Regions from separate parts of the Homo sapiens genome. Here region 2 is linked to region 1. Evidence: chromatin loops called from intact Hi-C (ENCODE). Cell type or tissue: CD4-positive, alpha-beta T cell. All regions are shown on one strand. Links, peaks and the distances in the headings refer to the core of each region. The heading gives the core; the rest is flanking DNA.

Region 1 (11,482 bases), core at 1,301-9,300:
ATTGAATGTGTCAGAAGTCCTGTTTGCTCTAACTCCAAAGTAACGGCTGAATCTGTTCACTTCTCATTCTGGCTAAAGCCCATCCATGCCACTATCATCTGTCCTCTAAATTACCATAGTATTGAAGTTTCTAAAGTTCCTCCTACTGTCTGTTTTTAACTCAGGAGCCAAAGTAAACTTACAAATTAAAAACAGTAGATTGGGCACATCCTGGCTTCCCCTAAGGGCTTCCCTTCACAGTGAGAATGAAACTGAAAGTTTATATCATCACCCCACCTCTGCAGTCTCATCTGCTATCACCCTTCCCTTGAGCTCTCTGCTGCAGTCACAAGGCCTACCGGCTGGTCCTCACATGCACCAGTCTAGCTCCTGACAAGGAGTCTTTGCACTGGCTGTTTTCCTAAGCCCAGAACAATCTTCCCACTAATATTTCATGATAATTCCCTCCCTTCATTCAGGTCCTGCTCAAATGTTACTGCCTCAGAAAGATCTATGCTGGCCACCCTATCAAACACAACCTCTTCACCACCCTCCACACCCTCCCCTCCCCTCCCATCACCCCACTTCATTTTTCTTTGTTGTACTTAGCACATATGAAATTAGTTATTTATTTACTTTGGCCACTTATTTAATTTTCAGTATGTACTTATTGGGTGTTAACCTGATGCCATGGGGTGTGAAGGTAAACATCATACGTACAGAGCCCGTGTCCTCATAGAACTTGCATTCTAATGTAAATATAACAGAGGACATATAGTATAATAACAAGCATGGATATCTGCTATGAAGAAAAACAAAGTAGGGCGTGGGGGTAGAACTTAATGGGGGTTAATTTAGGTAAGGAGATCAGGGAAGGCCTCTTGGAGGGCAGATATCTGAATGAGGTGGGGACATGGGCCATGTGAATATCTGGGGATATCACCTTGAGATGAGGCAAGTTTGGCGTATTCAAGAAGTAGCAAGAAGGTTGGGACTGGAGTAGCCTGGGTAAAGGGCAAAGCTTAAGATGAGCCCAACATTTGACTAGGACCAGGTATGTGTGTCTTTGCAAGCTAGAGCAGGACTTTGGATTTTGTTCTAAGGCTGAGGAAAAGCCACCAGAGGGTTTCAAGCATGAGGAAGGCTTGGTATGACTCATGTTTTGTAAAGATCACTCTGGTTGATAATGCAGAGTAAATCTAGGAGGAGTAAGGATAGAAGCAAGGCCAGGACGAGAGTCTAGGAAAGAAGCAATGATTGCATTGGAGTGGAAGGGAGCAGAGCCAGAGAAATCTGGCTTGTGACTCTTACTGTGACACTCAGCATGGGTTGCCTGGGAAATAGGAGTTATGTATGAATCACATTCACAAACAGGAAAAGAAATTCTTTAGTGTTTCTTCTGGTTCTTCATTTATACTATATTATTCACTAGCAGAAAGTGCTCCGTATAGGAATTGAAGGAAGACAGGTGATTTTTTCTGAAAGGAAGTTTTTAAGATTTGAGTGAAGACACTTAGATGAGGAGAATGAAGTAATACCAAGGGTTGAAGGCTGAAGTCCTCTTGTCTCGGAGGCAAACACAGCCTCAGTGAATTTATCTTCTGCCTGAACCGAGGAGATTCACTGGATTTTTCTTGTAACAGCCCCTTGTTCAGGAGTATTTTCATTGGAAAATTGCATCAACTCAGAAGAGACAGAATCATTAAGCATTCCGTTTCTATGGGAATGAGGGTTTAAGTCACTTTACCAGGCAAAGGACTCCATTCTACTGTGGTACAGGCAGAGGGTAAGGGAAAAATAAAGCGGTGGTGGAAGAAAGAATCCACACTTGTTAACTTGGGTCTTTCGAATTGCTATAAAAGCAGGAGCTGTAGCAGATAGGATTTCTGTTCATTGTTTGTCTTCTCCCCTCCTTTCCTCCCTTTTATTTGAAGAGTACTTGTGGTGGCTAATATTTTTGTTTTCAGGTGGGAATATGACCACAATGACATCATCCTATAATGATATGGTAGCTGATGAGATTCTATATGTTTCCTAGGCTGCCAATACACATTTTTCACCTGGATAAAGATAAGAGTGGATGCTGAAGACACAAGGGATGCAAGGTGTCCATCTGGCCCTCCAGATCCATATTCTGTACTTTTCCACTCTACTTGGTGCCCAAAGAGGCTGACGTATATGGATTGGTTCATATACATGCAAGCTCCCTGGCTTTTGATTGTATTTGGCTAATGGAAGAAGTACCGGGAGATCGAAGGGTGGGCTGGGGGGTGGGGAGGATAAGGTCAGAGTATCTAATCCCTTGGAGCTCTCCTGCCAGGCTGCCATGCTGGTTGGCTATGTACTTCTACCAAAAGCCTCAGCTCTTGCAGACAGCCCTTCTCCATATAGATATCTTTGTTAGTTCTGAAAACCACTCTCAACCCTTACTTCAACAGCCAGCTAGCTGTTGTTAGTCTCAGGGAATTGCACTATTTCTTGTTGGTTTCCTTGAGCTCTTTCCACACCTGTTATGGTTTGAATGTTTGTGTTCCCTCCAAGATTCATGTTGAAACTTTATCTCCAATGCAATAGTATTAAGATGTGGGACCTTTAGGAGGTGATTAAGTCATGAGGGGTTCTCCCTCCTGAATGGGATTCAGACCCTTTTAAAAGAAACTCCACACAGCGTTAGGCCCTTTTTTTTCCATTCCACCTTCACCCTGTGAGGACACAGCATTCGTCTTCTCTGGAGAATGAACAACAAGGCGCCATCTTGGAAGCAGAGAGAGAGCCAGCCCTCACCAAACACCAAACCTGCTGGCACCCTGATCTTGGACTTCCCAGCCTCCAGAACTGTGAGAAATAAATGTCTGTTCTTTATAAATTATCTGGTCTGTGGTATTTTGTTATAGCAGCACACACTAACACAATGCCTTAAGAAAATCAATCTATTATTAAACTCTTATCCATTCCCCAGTTTGAACGTAGCATACATTTTCTACTGGGACTCTGCCCTATTTACTCTTCTTCCCCCTTCCATTTCCCGCCCCTCCCCAACTCCCACCCAGCAGCAGGATGGAGTCTGGGAATTTAGGTGAAATCATTTATGGACAATAAATAAAACCAATTTTGGGTGTGTCTGAGTCGTGTGTAAATTTTTGATCCTGTAACAAAACAAACTTGGAAACAACAGTATTTTGATTTCTAAAATTTAAATACTGTTTAATATTTTGTTTTCCTGTTTCTCCAACAGTTTTCTCCACAAAGAAGTAGAGGTGCTGAGGCCAATGTGCACTATCGCCTACAGGAGCCTAAAATTCCCTTCTGCCCCTCAGTCCCAGGAGTGCCCTTGCTCCTTTCTGTGTTTGCTCTTCCCTCTCTGCAGCATCCAAGGGCATTCATAGGAATCTTTGTTTAATTTGGGCTACTATGCAAGCTACAGGATGAGAGATTCTTTCACTGGAATAATTCTGACTCCTCTTAACCTTGCATTTTGGCTGATTCTGTTGTGTGTGGCCCATCTTCCTCCTCTTTTCTTGTTACAGCTACTAAAAATATTCAGGGTGACCCAACGTGTTTCTATTAGTCACAGTCCCTTCATTGTTTCTATGGGGCTTAACCATCTGGGTTCATTCTCTGCATCTTGAATCTTATGTTAGCCATGTGTGTGCAGTTTAATCTCTATAGCACCTAGAAATTGACCAGCTGAGTCCTTACCAGTAGGCACTGTTTCTTTTTGAAATTCACAGGCTGTGAGGTGCTTTTGTGAGCTGTTCTTTCATCTGTGACATTTTCATCTTGCCATCGCCACAGATGCTATTTTTAAGCACAGTAACTGCCCAGGAATTTTAGAACTCTTACATTGCTGCTTGTCTCAGTGAAAGCCTTAGAAATTTCAATTCAATTTAGTTCCTAAACGATTTTTTAGATCATAGGATATACAAGATCCTGTGGGATGGGCTTTGAAAACACAAGGTCAGATTTTATTTGGATGCTGCCCTGAAGGAGTCTGCAGTTGTCTTGCGAGGAAGACAGGCATGCAACAGCCTAGGGCACAAGTGGACTGACATGTGCTACCAGTGAGGCACCAACAAGATGACAATCATCATTGGGAAGGCACCGAAGGTTGCATTTAAGCTGATCTTTTGGAGGACAAGAAGGATTTAAATGGGTTCAAATGACAACACTGTGAAATTTCCCTTTTTTCTTCCCCTTTGCAATCCAGCCGTAGTTAATTGCTCCATCTTCAGGGCTCTCAAGGTATAATTTACATCTCTCTTAGCATTTATCACACTGTAGTTTAATCCCTTGTTATGTGTCTATCTTGAGAATTTTTAAGGACAGAAACTGTTGCCTACATTTAAGCCCCTATACCCTGAAAATGCCTGGCACTTTATAGGTGCTCAGTAAATGCTTGAGATGGATACACAAAGGATTGAATGGCTTTCTGGACCCAAGGACCCAGATGAGCAAAGAGTTGGGGATGTGAAAGTGGATAGAGTGCTCAGGCGAGGGCCACAAGTCCGTGTGGCTAGAGCACAGCTTGTGTGGGCAATGCAGTGGGAAACGGCCAGTAGCTGGTAACATTAATTCTCTTCAGTTTTCTATTTCTAGTCCCTGGAAACGCAGTTCTTGATGGGACTTATGCAAAGGGAGCTTGGTGGACTAACAGGATTTGGGCTCATACCGGGCCTCAGCCCCTAACCTGCTACAGGCTGATATGACAATTCCATCAACGCTGTGTACTTTCACTTTCTCTTTGGTGAGTTTAGGCAGCTGATACTCATGAAAACTTCCCACCACCAGGTGCTCACAGGAATGATACGAAAGCTGGTGCCACTGATGGTGTGGAGTAAAATCCATTCAAAAAACTAAATACACAGCAATTAAGTTGTTTCTGACACAGCCAGACAAGAGGTGTTCCCTCAAAGGGAACACTCAAACTGTAGGAGACCCAACTACAGCCTAGTTGGATTGCTTTTATTGATAATTGCTGACATGTGAAGGCTGCTAGGAACCCTGCGGTTTAAAGCCATGGTTGAATCATCTTGAGCTTTCTTCCCATGGTTTTGCCAAACTCTCCAGGCTTTCATCTTCAGAAGGTTGTTCCAATGGGGCTTGTCTACAGAGTGCATGTGATCTGCTCTTCACTGCCCCAGAACCTTTGCATGGAAAATTCCTTGTCCTTAAAATGAGAAGTACACCTATCCTCATGGAGAAATTAAATCACTTCCATCTTGGCTGGAAGAATAATTGTTTAAATTGAATTTTAATGATACTCAGAAATGAAAAATAAGGTGCACCGCGACCAAGCTCCTCTCCCTCTCCCCAGGCGGGGAGCCCAGGGAGATGCTGATTTGCCCTCCCTCCAAATGGACCTGCCCTATAGGCAGAAATCCCCTCATAATCTGTTTGGTCAAATATGTCTCATATGTTCATTCTGATCATTGGCTTAGATTAGGAATGGACAAGATTTTTGTTTGTTAAAGGAAAAATAGTAAATATTTTAGGCTTTGTGGGCCACATATGGTCTTTGTTGTATATTTCTTCTTCTTCCCCTCCTTGTCTTTCTCTTCTTCCTCCTTCTCCTCCTCTTCTTTTCCCCTACTCCTTCTCCTCCCGCCTTATCTTCCTTCCTCCTTCTCCTTCTTCTCAGCCCCTTAAAAGTGTAAATACCCTTCTTAGCTCATAAGCCTTACAAAAACCAGCTACAGGCCAGATTTGCGTCATGATTTGCTGACTTTGGGCTTAGATCATCCACAGTTCATCTCCTGGCACTACACACACTGACACCCAAACAAAATTCCATGATTAAGATTAAAAGACATTGGTTTTGTGGGCAACTATTAAGATCTGTTATGAGGGCAACTATTAAGATCTGTTATGAGTGGCAGATGGCAGATAAATTCAGCACTGGGTGTGACCCAGAGTTAACAAAAATTGCATTAAATTTCCATATCAACCACAGTTGTTATTGCAGAACAATAAAATAAAATCGTGACTATCGTAGCATTTTATCTTGTTAGCCATTTTATAAATAGGGCGTGTTAGGTTTACAGCAAAACTGAACAGAAGGTACAGAGATTTCCCATAAACACCCTCTGTCCCATGGATGCATAGACTACCCCATGATCAGCATCTCCCACCAGAGTGATATGTTTGTTATATTGATGAACCTACCTTGCTGTTAGCCATTTTTGATAACAATAAGTTTTTTTTTATTACAATAGACAATAAATCTCTGTATCATCATGGGAACCATCTCAGATTCTCTTGGTCTGTCTTGCTCCACTGCTGCCACTGCAGTGATCATCTCTGGCTCTTTCTTCCACTCTGGACTCAGATAAAGTGCCATGGAATAGGTTGTGGAATTTACCTTCCCCTTGGCTGCTAAAGAGAGCAGGTACCATCCAGAGGTTGAAGAAGTTAACTCCTCCTAGAGCAGGCGAGGAAGCTGGCATCTAACTTTCATTCCCCTCTCTCCTTCCCCTGGTCTGACCCAAGGCATGCTTCTGCATAGCCTTTGTGGAGACATCCTACATGGCCAAGAGGCTGGCTGTCTCTCTTCATAAAGCACTGGCTAGATCACTTATGCATTGCCATGAACTTGCTCCCCATCCTGGTTGACCTAATTTCTTTTTTCCATCACTCTCACTCTTCCCTAATAGAGCTTCAGCACAGAAACTTATCCTCATGCTCTATCTTCTGGGGAACCTGGGCTGAGCCAATTTCCTATGTGAATCTAAGCTCCATAACGGTAAGAGTTTGTAGGGGGGGCAAGGGATGGGGGTAAGGGGCATAGACAAGATATCTCTTGGCACCTAGTAGAGGCTCAACACATAATTTTTATTTTGCATTTTGAAAGAATTAATAAATGCATTGATTCAGGGCACAACCCATGGAAGACATGAGCACTGACAAGTTTGCTAGAAGAACTGGACACCTCTTATTAGTGGATTCCCACCATCAGAGAGCACCTAGGCCTGTAATACAAAGAAACACAGACATATTTAACTGCAGTAAAGGGAACAGATGGTGTGTAGGAAGTTATGAGAGAAAAGATGCAGAGAGAGAGAGAGAAGAAAAGTCATCGGCATCAGCCAACACAGGGCTGCACTAGAGGCTCCTATCTAACCCAGACACTCAGCTCATCTGCCCTCCTACCCTCTGCTTTGGTTTGAAATGCAGAGGAGAGACAGGAAACAATGATGAAGGCAGGGGAGGGGATGCCCACTGTGGGTTCTGTAGATGTCTAAGGCAAAATTAGGAGATAAAGAACTATTTGTGGCTGCCCAATCTCAGAAGAGGATCAAGAAGAAGCTTCCAGAGAAGCCCTCCGAAAGCAGAGCTCATCATTTTATGCCAAATGTCCCCACATTTCTTCTTCCTCCTCCTCATGGCCCAAATAGCCCTATAGTCTATTTTGTCCCACAGGGCATTCTGTGGTGATGGTAGGGAGGTGTCTCCGGTAACCCGATGGTATTTATTGGGCACATACCATGGACCAGTCACTGTTTGGAACTGAGGTAACAGCAACGAACAAGCAGACAAAAATCCTTGCTCCGATAGAGCTTAGATTTTAGCAAAGGGAGATAAATAGCAAACAAAATGCACAAATGAAATATATCATATGTTAGATAATGATAACGGCTTTGGAGAAAATAAAACAAAAAAAAGAGATAGAGGGAGTGGGAGTCGGGTGAATCCTAATTAGGGCATTGTATTCGTTTGCTAGGGCTGCCACCACAAAGCCCCACACACTGGGTGGCTTAAATAACAGAAAGCTATCCTCTCACAGTTCTGGAGGCTACAAGTCTGACATCACAATGTCGGCAGGGTTGGTTCCTGCTGAGTCCTCTCTCCTTGGCTTGTAGATGGCCCCTCCTTGTGTCTTCAGTTGGTCTTCCCTCTCTACCTGTGCCCTCATCTCCTCTTCTAATAAGGACTCCCGTCATACTGCATTAGGGCACAACCTAGTGACCTCATTTTTAACTTTATCACCTCTTTAAAGATCCTATCTTCAAATCTAGTCACAGTCACATTCTGAGAAGCCGAGGGTTAGGACCTTAACATAAGAATTTGAGGGCATGGAGGACGACACATGCGCCCCATGCCTCCTTTGGCCTATAATAGGCATCCAGGAAAAGCACTGCTGGGAAGGTGATATTTCAGCAAGGACTTGAAAGAGTTGAAAGGGCTTGCTAACTATACAGAAAAGCATTTCAGACAGAGGGAACAGCAAGTGCAAACGCTCTGAGACACAGGCCTGCTCCATGGGCCTCACAAGAGTGAGGAGCCTATTGTGCTGGACTAGGTGAGCCAGGAGGAGGAATAGGAATAGAGGTTGGGGGGCAGGGAGGGTTAGGGGTAAGGAGCATAGGCAAGATAGGATAGGTCCTTAGGCCGCAGAAAGGATATTGGCTTTTACTCTGGGTTGGAGGGGGATCCTTAAGGGAGAAATCGCATTCCTGGTGCCCTGAAAGTTCAGGCTCAAATTCATTGCTCAGCCCAAGCAGAGTCTATCACATGCTCACGTTGACTGCCTCAGGGACACGGGTCAAAGAGCTGAAGCAACAATTAATGTGTTTTGACAGAAAAGATACATCTATTTCTAGAGCTCTCACAATTGTGACTTCTAAACATCACCTCAATTCTTGATGTTATTACTGTGAACCTTCTTGTTGATGTACTTAGAAAATGAAATGGAAAGGTTATTTTGATGTCACCTGTGCTTTGATAAAACTTGGGAGGCTTTGTGCACTGTGCGTTCTTTTCTCCTTTTTCTTTTGCTGGGCTAAGAGTGAAGATGAAAACAGCAGGGAAGCTATTTTCCATCACCTTTGGTGTGAGCGATGATGGGCAATCTGCTGACTTATTTTTGAAATATAGTTAGGGTACCATATTCTTTGCAGATCATGTAGATGGTGTACTATTCATTGTCAGAGAACGAGTAGCCAATATGTATAATGCCAGTTTGTCAAATCTGAAAATGCTAAAATAACCCCAAACCTATAAAGCTATGAAGAGTATTGATATATTGCAATAATAGCTATTTGAGCATACAAAATTTTCCTCAAAGGTAGGTTTATTCTCACACTGCCTATAAGGATATTTTGGAATGATACATATGTAATGTTTACTTATTAATCCAGAGGCAAGATGGTACTGTGGGAATACCGTTGGGTTTGTTGTTCAAAGACATGGGTCAAGGCCCAGGTTTGTTACCTCCTGGCTTTGTGCCTTCAGGCAGGTCACACAACCTCTGTCAGTATCGGCTTTCCCACCTGTAAACTGGAGAAAACAAGATCCCCTCTACTTCTTATAGCAGGATTGGGAAGATCAAGTAAAGAGGTGGCTTTGGGAAGTACTATTTACAATTAGATATTGTTATAATATATATGCAAGAGCTTTAAAATACCATAAACATTTAAGTTTTACTATTCCTTAGGTATTTCCTATTTTCATTTCTTCCTTTTTTCTTAGGTTACTGTCCCATCTCTTATTTTCTGTAGTGCCTACCACAGCTTCAGACATTCCTTGGGAACTGCTCTAATGTGGTGGGAGGCTGCACAGACAGTGGGAAACACGTGGGCTTTGGAGTTTCATGAACATGGATTGGAATCCTCTGCCACTTTTGAGCTGTGTGCCACTGGGCGTGTGATGAGACTTCCCTGCAGCTCAGATTCTTCCTCTAAAATGGAGCAATGCCAGCTGCTTTAAGAACTAACAACATTCTCAAACGTAATAGGAAATCTTTGGTTGTGCCTGTATTTTAGGAAACAAAAATTGTCTCCCCCCAACTGCCTGTGGAATATTAAGTCATCACTCATGACATTCAAGGTGTCTCTTAATTCCACTAATTTCTGGTTCAACAAACAAGTGACTAGTTCATGATTTCACCTCTTAAAAAAGCATTTAAATGGATCTAAATATGTTTTAAAAGCTGGATGAGGTATGAGTCTCTGCTTCTTAAGCATGTTTTTCTAGAGCTACTAAAAAGCTTACATTAACAGTATAGTTGAAAAAGTATTCTTCTGGATTATAGAAGAAGGGAAGTACCAGATAAGACTTGGTAGAGATATGACTCAGGTGTAGCTTCTCTCTCTACTGCTGCATCTGTGGTGAGGCTCTTCTTTTCTTTTGTTTTTTTGCTTTCTTGCTTTCTTGCTTTCTTGCTCTCTCTTTCCTTCCTTCTTCCCTCCCTCCTTCCCTTCCTCCTCTCCTCCTCCTTTTTTTAACAGTTGAGATGAAATTCACCTAACATAAAATTAACCATTTAAAAGCGAACAATTCATTGGTATTTAGTACGTTCATAATGTTGTGCAACCATCACCTTTATCTAGTTCCAAAATATTTTCATTACCCTCAAAGAAAACCCCATACCATTAAGCAGTTACTCCCCATTCTGCACTCCTCCCAGCCCTGGGCAACCAACTTTCTGTTACCTGTCTCTGTGTACTCATTTATTCTGGATATTTCATATAAGTGGAATCACACAATATGTGACCTGTTGAGGCTAGTGTTCTTCACTTAGTATAGTGTTTTCAGGATTATCCATGTTATAGCCTGTATCAGTACTTCATTTAAAAAATGTTTGAATAATCTTCATATATATATTATATATACCACAACTGGTTTATCCATCCATTCATTAATGGACGTTTGAGTCTTATTTTCTTTTTTAAAGAATATAAGTCAAATGATAGAACTCCTCTACTCAAAATTCCCATATAACATGAGTAGAAGCTAAAGTCCTATCAACAGCCTAAAAGGCTCTGCATGATCTTCATCCGTTTCTTCCCTGGCCTGACATCCTCCCCGTCCTCCTCCGTTGCTCTAGAACAATCCACACAACCTTTCTAGCTACAGTGAACCTGCTAAGCATGCTGTTTCTCTTAGCCTATTGCAGTGACAGTTGCTTTTGGCTGAAACAGGTAACTCCATTGCTCACTCCCTTACTCCATTCGTGATGTTACTTAAATGTTCCCTTTGCATTGAGGCCTTGTATGACCATCTATTTACAATCATCTCCTATCTCAGCACCTCCACCTCTCTTACTCTAGTCTATCTTTCTCAAAACATGTAGTATTTTCCAACAGTCTATATCGTACTTAAGGGATATAACTTACATCTATTATGTTTATTTATTGTCTGTCTGTTCCCCCACCCCACTAGAACATTTTATGAAATTAAGAATTTTGTGTGTTTTGTTTATTAATGCATCTGTGGCCCTAGTGCAGCCTGGAAGGTAATGAATACTCAATAAGTATTTGATGAATGGCTGTGTTAATGATGACATGTGCAAACCTGCAGAGTACAAGTCAGCTAGCCAAGGGCCAGGACACACAGGTGGAGGCTCTCAGGGAATGTTCATGTGCTCCTCCCCATCATACCCTTCTGCTTATCCAGCTTCCACGTCTCCTTTCCTTCCTCTCCAGTCCATTTACAACACTCCTCATTCCTTCTCTAACCTGTTCTCATCACGATGGTAAACAGGTTTACCATTCTGTTGGTTACCAGG
Region 2 (11,482 bases), core at 1,661-9,660, 60 kb after region 1:
CTGACATGAGGATGGGTGGGTAGGCAGAAGCACAGGGATGGTCTCCTGCAACAAGTTAAATAACTTTCAGATATGAGTGACTCTTATTTGAGGGAAGGCCTTCCCTAATCAGATTTTCCTTTTGGAAAGAATCCCTGAAAAAATGATGCTCAGGGGGCTATAAGCAGAGATCAAGAGCTAGTTAGGCAGCTATCAGGGTTCAGGAAAGATAATAAGGCTGTTTCCAAGGACGGACAGAAAGCTAAAAATATTAGACAGATTAGGAGATAAAATTGGCAGAACTGAGGAGACTGAGCTGATGTGGGAGAGGTTTCCTCTCAGGGTACTGGATAGAGTTGATGTCACCACCATGGAGAGAAAACACAAGAGGAGGATGCTTAGGGTGGCTAGATTATGTTTAGGGTGACTAAGACAGCTGCTTTGAGAGCCACCTCACACCTGGCAGCCTTGTTTGTTGGCTTTTTCAGGTGTAACAGTCAAGGTTTGACCAGGAAAACAGAAGCTGCTTTAGGTATTTTATTCCACTTGCAAGGTTGCGTGAGGTTTTAATGTAGGGATTTAGAGCTCAAGAGCTTGATTCAACCATTGTAGGGAGCTGTGGTCAGGCAAGCCACCACCAACAGTGTCAGTCTACAGCACTGAGCTGTGTGCAGGGCTCCTATGCACCCTGTCAGTCTGTAGCACTGAGGTGGAAAATTATCAAAAGCTTGCCAGGAAGCTGTTTTGAACCTCACATCTGTTCATGCTCCCGCCTCTAGAGAATAATGATCTCACTTTCTAAATCTCTTGCAATTGCCTAACTCTAACCAGGAAATATACAAGGAAGAAGATTCTGGGAAATGTAGTTTCTGGTTTCACACATCACAGGGAAGATCTTAAAATGGCTTGTGGGTTCTTTAAGGCTGAGATAAATCAATCAGCTCCTACTGGAAATTCTAATTTATGATTCAGATAGTTGAAACCATAGGACAAGTAAAAACTCCAGAGCTGTGAGAGGAGAAGCAGAGGAAGATGCAGGAGGAGAAAGAATGAGGCAAATGTGCACAGAAAGTGGAGATGATCAACTATGTAGCACACAACCAGAGAGAGATAGGGAAAGGTCTTGAACCATGGCTGAACTTCCTGCTCTGGATTCTCTGAGCAAAACCTGGGTTCTTAAATAATTTTTTTTCTTAAGATAGCTTAAGCTGATTTGTAATTCTTCTAAACAAAGGAGTCTTAAGCAAGATAACACCTGCTCTAGGCCGTCTACACCGCAGTGGGCTGGGTGGATCAGAGGTTCTGGAGAGAGGTCTGTCCTAGAGGTAGAGATGGACAGGCTGTCAGCATACAGAAGTAGTAAAACTGTGAGAATGGGCCGGGTGCGGTGGCTCACGCCTGTAATCCCAGCACTTTGGGAGGCCAAGGTGGGCGGATCACGAGGTCAGGAGATCGAGACCATCCCGGCTAACACGGTGAAACCCCGTCTCCACTAAAAATACAAAAAATTAGCCGGGCGCGGTGGCGGGCGCCTGTAGTCCCAGCTACTCGGGAGGCTGAGGCAGGAAAATGGCATGAACCCGGGAGGCGGAGCTTGCAGTGAGCCGAGATCGCGCCACTGCACTCCAGCCTGGGCGACAGAGTGAGACTCCGTCTCAAAAACAAACAAACAAAAAAAAAAAAAACCAAAAAACAAAACTCTGAGAATGGAGAAACTTGGACAATTTTTTACTTTACTGAAAGATGCATGATAATGTGGATATTAAAGTAGTTACAAATGGAACTTTACAATATGTTAGGGCTGATGAGAAAAAAAAGACAATTAGTGTTCGACAAACAAATAAAACTGGAGTGTGAAATGAAGTTGGAAGGATAAGATGGACAAATATATAGACAATTATGTCTTATTTGATAACGGTTATAGAAGGGTATATTTACCTTCAGGAGTGCTTTTCAACTCTTTGAGTTTTGGCATGTTAGTTGGGTATCAATGAAAAAACTCTAATTTTGAGCTTCTTTTTCAGTATGACTAATAATAAGCTCAGTTTTTGTTTGTTTGACTCTGAGAATTGCTATACATTTTTATTTACTGGGTTATATTAAATTTTAGCAGGTGCATTTAAATGATAATAAAGCTTTCATCAAAGCAATATTTTCATTTTATTTTTATTTTAGGACAAAGTTACATTCCTATCTTTAAAAACAGAAATTTCAAAGCTCTAATGACATGCTTCATTTGTACATGAATGATGACATATGATCCTGATGGAGTGTGTCTAAATTTTAAATAACCACTTTTTGTGAGGTAATTTGTAAATTACAACTATGTGATGGGCCCTGTTATTTGTCCATCCAGTACCTTTCCTTCCTCTATAGAAGCTGGCTTATATGGTACACATGATTTGTGAGGGGGCGTGTTGCCATATTTTTTCTGACTCTTTGGGTGGGAATTCATTTGAACTGTTGGAGCCCCACAGTTGGATTTTCCTGGATGAGTACAGAAGCCTCCTAAATTGGCCTCTCAGTTTCTGCCCTTGTCCCATTAGAGCCAAATTTCCATTTGCTGACCACAGTGATCCCATTAAAATATATCTCAGATCATGTCACTCTCTTGTTCAAAACCCAGTAGAGAGTACCCCATTTCCTCTAGAATAAAACCCAAAATGCTTTCTGGGGGCATGATCTGGCCCCTGGTTATCTTTCCAACCCCACTGCCTGCTCCTCAGGTCCAGACACATGACCCCTGCTATGACTCAGCCCTCGCTGAAGGGGCGTCTGTCTTGACTTTTTCCATTTGGCTCTTCTCTGCCTGGGACATGGTTCCCAGTCGTGTCCATGACTCCCTCACCACCTTCAGTCAGGTCTCTGCTCAAATGTTCTTTCCTCAGAAAAGTCTTCCCCAACCCCCCTATCTAAAATAGCACTATTCCATTCTCCTGCTTTCCTTTTTCAAATCATAATCACAACCTGACATTGTATTACACAATTACATGTTTGTTTATGTTAATCTTCTCCACTACAATGTAAGGCCCATGGGGACAGGAGTTTTGTCCCTTTTTTGTTAGTTCTTGCTGTTTCTTCAGTGCCTAGAAGAATGTCTTGCACATCAACAAGTATTTTTTAATAGGCTTTATTTTTTTTGAGCACTTTTAGGTTCACAGCAAAATTAAAAGGAGGGTACAGAGATTTTCCGTATGCCCTCTGTCCCCTACACATATACAGCCTCTCCCCATAATCAACATCTCCCATGAGAGAGGTACGCTCGTTACCACTGATGAACCTACAATGGCATCATCATCATCCAAAGTCCATGGTTTGCACTCTCAGTGTTGAAACTTCTATGGGTTTGAACAAAGGCAGAATGTGTATCTCTCATTCTGAGTCCCACACAAAGTGTTTGCATGTCCTAAGAATGCTCTGTGTTCACCTTTTCATTCCTCTTGCCAACCTCTGGCAATCACTGATCTTTCTTTTTCAGACTGTCATATGGTTGAATCATGCAGTGTGTAGTCTCTTCAGACTGGTTTCTCTCACTTAGTGATATGTATTGAAGGTTCCTCCATGTCTTTTTATTGCTTGACAGCTCACTTCTTTTTAGGCTGAATAACATTCCACTGTATGGATACACCACAGTTATGAAACCATTCATCTGCTGAAGGATATCATGGTTACTTCCAAGTTTTTGTAACTATGAATAAAACTACTATAAACATCTGTGTGCAGATTTTTGTGTGGACATAAGACTTCAACTCCTTTGGGTAAATACAAAGGAATGTTGTGATTGGTGGCTGGTATAGTGAGAGTAAGGTTAGTTTTATAAGAAACTGCAAAACTGTCTTCCAAAGTGGCTGTACCTTCAGTCAGAGTTCCTGATGCTCCACGTCTCAGCCAGCATTTGGTGTTGTCAGTGTTCCAGATTTTTGCCATTTCATAATGGGTGTGTGGGTATCTTGTTGTTTTAATTTGCATTTCCCTGATGATATAAATATGTAGCTCAGCAAGTATTTGATGAATTAGTGCAGTGTTTCAATTAAATGCCTTAATGGCTAACTTACCTTCCAGCTGGTGAATGCTGCTCTGTGGGAGGCAGGATTGACATTGTCTCACAAAGAGAAGCAGAAGTGACAGCTAGAGAGACAAATCCTGTCAACACTTGAGTACCTGTCTCTGAGATCCTTTCTTTGATCAAAATAGTGTGACTGGAATTTTCGTCACTTGTCACCACAAAAGTCCTGGCAAATGCAACTTGTTGGTATACTGACACTAATGCCGAAAAATAAAGGATGTAATAAAAACTGAAAAAAAATATGAGGGAATAATTAATAACTTCTCATAGCAGATACTACCTGCCTTGCCAACATCCTCTCAGCAGCCTCCCTCTCTCTTCTTACCCTCTGCCTGTGACTGTAACAGTTCACTATTCTTGGCCTAAGGGCTTCTTTCTATTTTCACATGAGGAAGACTGGAAGAGCTAGGGGTTTAATGCCCTGGGAGCAGTGCTCAGACAGTGCTAAAGATAGTCGCAGGATAGATACCCCAACTTCTTCGTCCCTTGGGCAGGATAACTTTGGGGTATGGGCTACACCATCACCCAGAGGTCTATAGTGGGCTGAGTCTCAGTTGACTACAGTAGCTCCCTTTGGGAACCACCCTGAACTGACTTCCTTCCCTTCCCTGAATCTCTTTGCCTCTTTTCTACTGGTGCTTCCTAGAATCACCACCAAAAAAAAAAAAAAAAAAAAAAAATCCTTGTCTCAAGCTCTGTTTCTGAGGTAACCCAACCTCAGTTTCTATATGTAAAATATTTCAATTTAACCTGAACAAATACGTTAAACATGAAGAAATGTACAAATACAACTTCTAAATCAGGTTACAAGGGAAAAAAACCCATAAAATGGAAATAAAAATGATGAGCACACATTGTGCTTGCTATATGCCAAGTATTATTCCAAGAGCTGCACATATAACTCATTTGAATCCCACAAAAAACCTGTGAAGTAGAGTCCAGAGACTTTAAGGAGCTTGCCTAGATTCACACAGTTTACACAGCTGGTAAAAGATGGAGCCTGGACTCAAACTCAGTCTTGCTCCTTTGTCTGTGCTGTTTGTTAACCATGATACTATCATAGAGATGTTTTAAAAAGGTGATTTATTAGTAATGACATGATATCATGAAAGTATTATGCCCAGTTATGTTGTTTATATGAATAGTGCAGAAAACGAATAACATTTGTTGTCATTATAATCTCAAAGAAGACAGGATCCTCATATAAACAGGAGCAGTTATGAGATAAACACATTTTTAAAAAATCCCTTTAAATGGATGTCAGTTCATGAAAGTGATTTGTCATTAATGTCCAACAGTGAATGACTATGAACAGCAGCTTTTGAGATTGGCAGTAACACAGCTTTTAGGAAAACAGAGGGCAGGCATAGTTTAAAGCTAACATCAGCATGTGTAATGAGGTATCATCCTATTCCCTATGTGGCTTGGGCACTAACTTGCAGCTGAAGAATAGAGATCTGTTTGGGCTTGCAGCCCTGGCTAAATGGCCCTGCTGGTTCCACCCCCCAGGTCTGATGGTCAAGAATTATTGGATACTTCATGTAAAGCACTCAGCCAGGCACTTTGAGATAGATGAAGAAGACTAAGAGGCAGTGTATACTCTCTAGGACCTTAAAACCTAGTGAGGAAGAAAAGCACATGAGGATAACTTGGACTTTTTTTCTTCTATGAGAAAAACATCTGGTAAGGTTATTCAGACCACTCAGCTTCATATGGATTTATAGATGTTGGTGCAATTTTTACTCCTTGGCTTCAGCTATTGAAGCTGTGGCAGCAGGTGTGATTACCTCAGAAGAGCGAAGGTGCAAAACAAACTCTTGAGGTCTTGGGAGCTCTGCAGGTGGTTTCCTTGCAGTTCTTCAAATAAAAGGAAGTCTAAGAGCTTCCTGACTCTGTGATAGAGAATGCTACCATGCAAGGCCATCACTTGAAGCCTTTGCTCTTTGCAGAGGCAGAAGCGTCCCTGAGTGCATTGAGACGCTGGGCTGAAGAGAGGAATGACATCAGCACCAGGTGGGGGAGAAGAGCGATTTCCTTTTTTCTCAGGGTGACCCACAGGAAGGACATGGGAAGTTAGGTCAGAATTGGCTTGACACCTCTGTCCTGGGAAATCCTATCAGGTGACTAAGAAGAAAACAACCCACCAAGTTACTGCTCTTTGCCGAGAGATGGAAGGCACCTTGGGGGAAACCCCTGACCACAGGCCAATAGAACAGAATGTTGTTAGTCTTGCTGAAAAAGCCAACCAGAAAAATACTTCTTCAAATTCACCTGGGGTGACAAGAAATATTTCCCATTCTTGGGTTCTTTCACTTTCCTAATGGAAGCATAGATTGAACACTTTGTGAAATGTCATTTAGATTTTCCCTCTTGTGATTGGCTTTATTTTTCTTTTTAGGAAAAAAAAGACAGAGTGCAGGGCATACTTTTTTTGTGGTTGATAGGATTCCTAATGCAACCATAAATATGACCAGCATATAAGTCATGATCTATGATTCTAATTAGCAAATGATGTTTCTAATTTTCAAATAGGACAAGTTATATATCATTAAGTTTTGGGATGCCTAATCTTTTTTATTCCATCAATTTTTATTTTAAGTTCTGGGGTACACGCACAGGATGTACAGGTTTGTTACATAGGTAAATGTGTGCTATGCTGATTTGCTGCACAGATCAACCCATCACCTAGATATTAAGCCCAGCATCCATTTGCTATTCTTCCTGATGCTCTTCCTCACCCCACTTCCCCAACAGGCCTCAGTGCGTATTGTTCCCCCCATGTGTCCATGTGATCTCATCGTTCAGCTTCCACTTGTGAGTGAGAACATGTGGTGTTTGGTTTTCTGCTCCTGTGTTAGTTTGCTGAGGATAACAGCTTACAGTTCCATCCATGTTCTTGCAAAGGACATGATCTCATTCCTTTTTATGGCTGCATAGTATTCCATGGTGTATATTTATACCACATTTTCTTTATCCAGTCTATCATTGATGGGCATGTGGGTTGATTCCATGTCTTTGTTATTTTGAATAGTGCTACAATGAACATATGTGTGCATGTGTTTTTATAATAGAACGATTTATATTCCTTTGGGTATACACCCAATAATGGGATTGCTGGTTCAAATGGTATTTCTGTTTCTAAATCTTTGAGGAATTGCTACACTGTCTTCCACAATGGTTGAACTAATTTACATTCCCACTAACCATCTAAAAGCATTCCTTTTTCTCTGCAACCTCACCAGCATCATTTTTTCTTGACTTTTTAATAATCACCATTCTGACCGGTATGAGATGGTATCTGATTATTATTTTGATTTACGTTTCTCTAATGACCAGTAATGTTGAGCTTTTTTCATGTTTGTTGGCTGCATGCATGTCTTCTTTTGAGAAGTGTCTGTTCATATCCTTTGCCTACTTTTTAATGGGGTTGAGTTTTTTTTTAATGTAAATTTGTTTAACTTCTTTGTAGACTCTGGATATCAGACCTTTATCAGATGGCTAGATTGCAAAAATTTTCTCTCATTCTATAGGATGTCTGTTCACTCTGATGATAGTTTCTTTTGCTGTGCAGAAGCTCTTTATTTTAATTAGATCCCATTTGTCAATTTTTGCTTATGTTGCAATTGCTTTTGGTGTTTTTGTCATAAAATCTTTGTCCATGCCTATCTTCTGAATGGCATTGCCTGGATTTTCTTCTAGGGTTTTTATAGTTTTGGGTTTCACATTTAAGTCTTTTATCCATCTTGAGTTAATTTTTGTATAAGGTTTAAGGAAGGGTCCAGTTTCAATTTTCTGCATATGGCTAGCCTATTCTCCCAGCACCATTTGTTAAATAGGGAATATGTTCCCCCTTGCTTGTTCTTGTCAGATGAGATGGTTGGGGATGCCAAATCTTAATTAAAGAAACTGACACATGTTTAGAGTTGCCTGAAGTTAAAAAAAAAAAAATTCTGTGCTGCAATCTAAAAGAAGCTACCCTCTTTGAAGAAGAAAAGAGATAAGAACTTTAGCTTTCTTACTTAGCTTTATGATACCCATTGCCTTTCTAAGTTAAAAGATTAGGAAAAAACCTTTAAATGCCAGTTACCACAAATTCTTTTGGAATTAGGGAAATGATAGCTAAAATTATAGCTAAAATAATCATGCAAGCAAATAAATTAAAACAAAAAAGAAAAAAAAAACATCAGAATGCAAAAAACAAAACAAAACAAAACAAAAAACCCAAATTAAAGTTTGATAAATAGCAAATAAACAGTGGCTTTATAGGTTTTTCAAATTTAAAAAGTCTTAAGAAGGCAATCCCAACAAGGAAGTATTATAAACATGAAAGGAATAGGTTTTTGGGCAATGTAAGTCTGAGTAGGCAGTGACGGTGTTTGCTCTAAAGCCATTAAAGTAAATTTAAGAATTTACTTTTTTTTTTTTTTTTGAGACAGAGTCTCACATTATTGCCTGGGCTGGAGTGCAGTGCCGTGATCTCGGCTCACTGCAACCTCTGCCTCCTGGGTTCAAGTGAATCTCTTGCCTCATTCTCCTGAGTAGTTGGGATTACGGGTGCCTGCCACCATGTCCAGCTAATTTTTTGTACTTTTAGTAGAGACGGGGTTTCACTATGTTGGCCAGGCTGGTCTCGGACTCCTGACCTCGTGATTCGCCTGCCTTGGCCTCCCAAAGTGCTGGGATTACAGGCGTGAGCCACTGCGCCCAGCCAAGAATTTACTTTATATGTAATACATGTATATATTTTAGAGACAGAGTTGCTTAGGCTGTTGCCCAGGCTGGAGCACAATGACGTGATCACAGCTCAGTGCAGCCTTGAATTTTTGGGCTCAAGCGATCCTCCCACCTTGGTCTCTTGAGTAGTTGGGACTACAGGCACAACACACCATGACCAGCTAATTAAAAAAAATATTTTTTTGATACAAGGTCTCAATATGTTGCCTAGGTTGGTTTTGAATTCCAGGCTTCAAAAGATCTTCCTGCCTCGGCCTTCTGAGGCACTGGGATTACAGGCATGAGCCACTGTGCCCAGCCAAAAATTTATTTTAAAATATGAAATATACATTTTTCTTTTTCTTTTAAAGACAAGGTCTCTGTCATCCAAGCTGGAGTGCAGTGGTCTGACCATAGTACACTGCAGCCTTTAACTCCTGGCCTCAAGTGATCCTCCTGCCTCAGCCTCCCAAACAGCTGGGATTACAGGCCATATTTCTTATTTACATAAAAGCTGTAGTCAAGATGCGAGGTTTCAGTAGCTATATTAAAATGTAAAATGGCTTAAACCTAATAGAAGTTTACTTTTTGCTCATGTAAAGTCAAAAATAGATGTAACAGAACAGGAGCTATCTCTTCTCTAAGCAGGACCAGGATCCTTTCATCCTGTGGCTCCACCATCTTCACCATCTTCAATACTTGGACTGTGAGGTCACTGTGCATGTTCGTATCAAGTTGGTCAACAGAGAAGAAACATGGAAGATGGCCCATGGAGGATGGCACACATCACTTCCACTCACATTCCATGGGCTAGAACTCACAAATAAATTTGATGAACAGCAAGCCAGCCTCTGTTCCAAAAGTCTTCCTAGACAGAATGTACATAAGCTGATTTAGTATCTGCACAGTCTCTGCAGTGATGCCTCTCTTTGTTGCTGCTTATTAAAGTGTTAACAGGATCAAGGATTGACCCAGAAATGGAATATTAAAAAGAAAGTTATGCTATAAATTCCACTGAGGGTTTTGTCATTTCAAGAGTGCTTCTGAATGTCCCTGTTGAGGTCATTTTTTTCTCTGTTTTGCCAAAAAAAATCTGCCCTCATTTTAATGACAATCTAGTTTTTTTGTTTTGTTTTGTTCTTTTTTTTTTCTTTTTTGAATCTCATTACCTTCAATATGTTTGGTCAGGTTGGATTGGTAAATCTGGCACATGGGGTTGCCTGTACCTCATCATGAAATCCAAAGGATACCTAGAGGGTCCTTCTACCAGTTTTTTTTTACTCAGCACTGTAGGATTAATGCCAGCAGGCAGTCAACTCATCCGTGTTCATTAGACTCACTTTCTAGGGTTTGATTCTGGAGCAGAGTGGTACAAAGATAAGAACAAAAGCATTGGAATTTACCAATTTGTTCCTGCATGGTGCTCTGCAGAAGGGCTGAGTAGTTTCTGCGGCAGAGACCTTCTGGGATTGCCTGGTAGATTGTCTGTATTGAACATGGTTCCTCAGCTATGTCTTCCATCCATGAGCTCCTCCATATGCCTTCATTAAATGTTACCTTTCAGCTAAAATTAGTCAGATTTGTTTTTTCATATATGTGCACAAATAATTTTAATGATATAATATTAGGCACGTTAAGCTTTCAGGAGCAAATTAGAGAGCAGTAGCTAGGCTGGTTGCAGCTGAGTGGTTAAGAGCATCAACAGTGAACTTAGCCACACCCAGCTTTATCACTTACTAGGCCAGTGACTTTGGATAAGTTGCTTATTTTCTGAGACTCATTTTTCTCCTCTATAAAACAAAAATAAATTTGTCTTCTTTGGATGGTTGTCATAATTAAATGAGATGGTGCATATAAAGCACTGTGGCAGCTGTTAATTACTATGAGGCACCATTATTTTTGCTGATAGAAATCTTTAGCTGCACACACACTTATTCCTAAGCTCCGTTTTACTGGAGCCAAATCCAGATTTATTAAAATTTTTTTTGACTTTTGCAGTCTTTACACTAAGGTTAGGGTCTTCAGTTTAGATATTGCTTGACTAATAATGGCCTTTCCTAATTTGGGAAATTATAACATATAGGTTCTGCAAAACCTAAGACTAAAAATAACAAGGCCTATGGAGACAACTATAGTTGGGACATTCCATTCAATACTTCTCAAACTTTATACTCAGAGCATTAACAAAAGCAACAAAAGTCCTAACCAAAACCAGGCATTTAAAAATCTCTTGGGAATTTCCGCCAGTCATCATAGTGAATCCATTCTTTGCAGCCTGGTAATTTGGACTGCTGCTTCCTCTTTTGAGATGTAGGGCCTGAGGACATGTGTTTCTGGTAGAGAACATTTTGATTCCGATTAAAAATTCCACCTGAGGTACAGCCATTTTCATTAATCCATTGATTTTATACAGGAGGAAAAGTTCCTTCATCTGCACTTGCTGCTTCCCAGATAGTGGAAATTTAGCAATTCTTGAATCCACTAAACCAATTACTACTGGTATTAAAGTAAAACACTTCTATAACTTTTGACTTTTTAAAAAGGTCTTCAAATATTGCTAAGGCTTTTTCCTAAATGTGAGAAGACATATGTTTGGTTGTCCTTTTTTTTTTTTTTTTTTTTTTTTTTTTTTGAGATGGAGTTTTGCTCTTGTTGCCCAGGCTGGAGTACAATGATGCGACCTTGGCTCACTGCAACCTCCGCCTCCTGGGTTCAAGTGATTCT

What was found. A loop is a pair of places that touch in the nucleus more often than their neighbours do. Peaks named below come from ENCODE experiments on the same cell type or tissue, not always from the same donor. Only the 100,000 strongest peaks of a DNase experiment are listed, where the experiment ranks them.
Region 2: it touches region 1 in a loop (6-fold over the local background); 4 of 110 quality-filtered maps call a loop at or near these places.

The regions. Positions count from the first base shown.
Region 1 is chr12:68,229,991-68,241,472 of GRCh38, reverse strand. No RefSeq gene overlaps it. Among named protein-coding and RNA genes, the nearest start is that of IL26, 9.9 kb to the right of the region's middle. RefSeq lists an enhancer at 129-268. In CD4-positive, alpha-beta T cell, for the core only: no CTCF peak of the experiment used is centred there; DNase peaks (open chromatin) are centred at 4,712 and 7,142; H3K4me3 peaks cover 925 bases; H3K27ac peaks cover 1,005 bases.
Region 2 is chr12:68,170,434-68,181,915 of GRCh38, reverse strand. No RefSeq gene overlaps it. Among named protein-coding and RNA genes, the nearest start is that of IFNG, 16 kb to the right of the region's middle. RefSeq lists an enhancer at 5,949-6,008. In CD4-positive, alpha-beta T cell, for the core only: no CTCF peak of the experiment used is centred there; a DNase peak (open chromatin) is centred at 6,075; H3K4me3 peaks cover 877 bases; H3K27ac peaks cover 3,227 bases.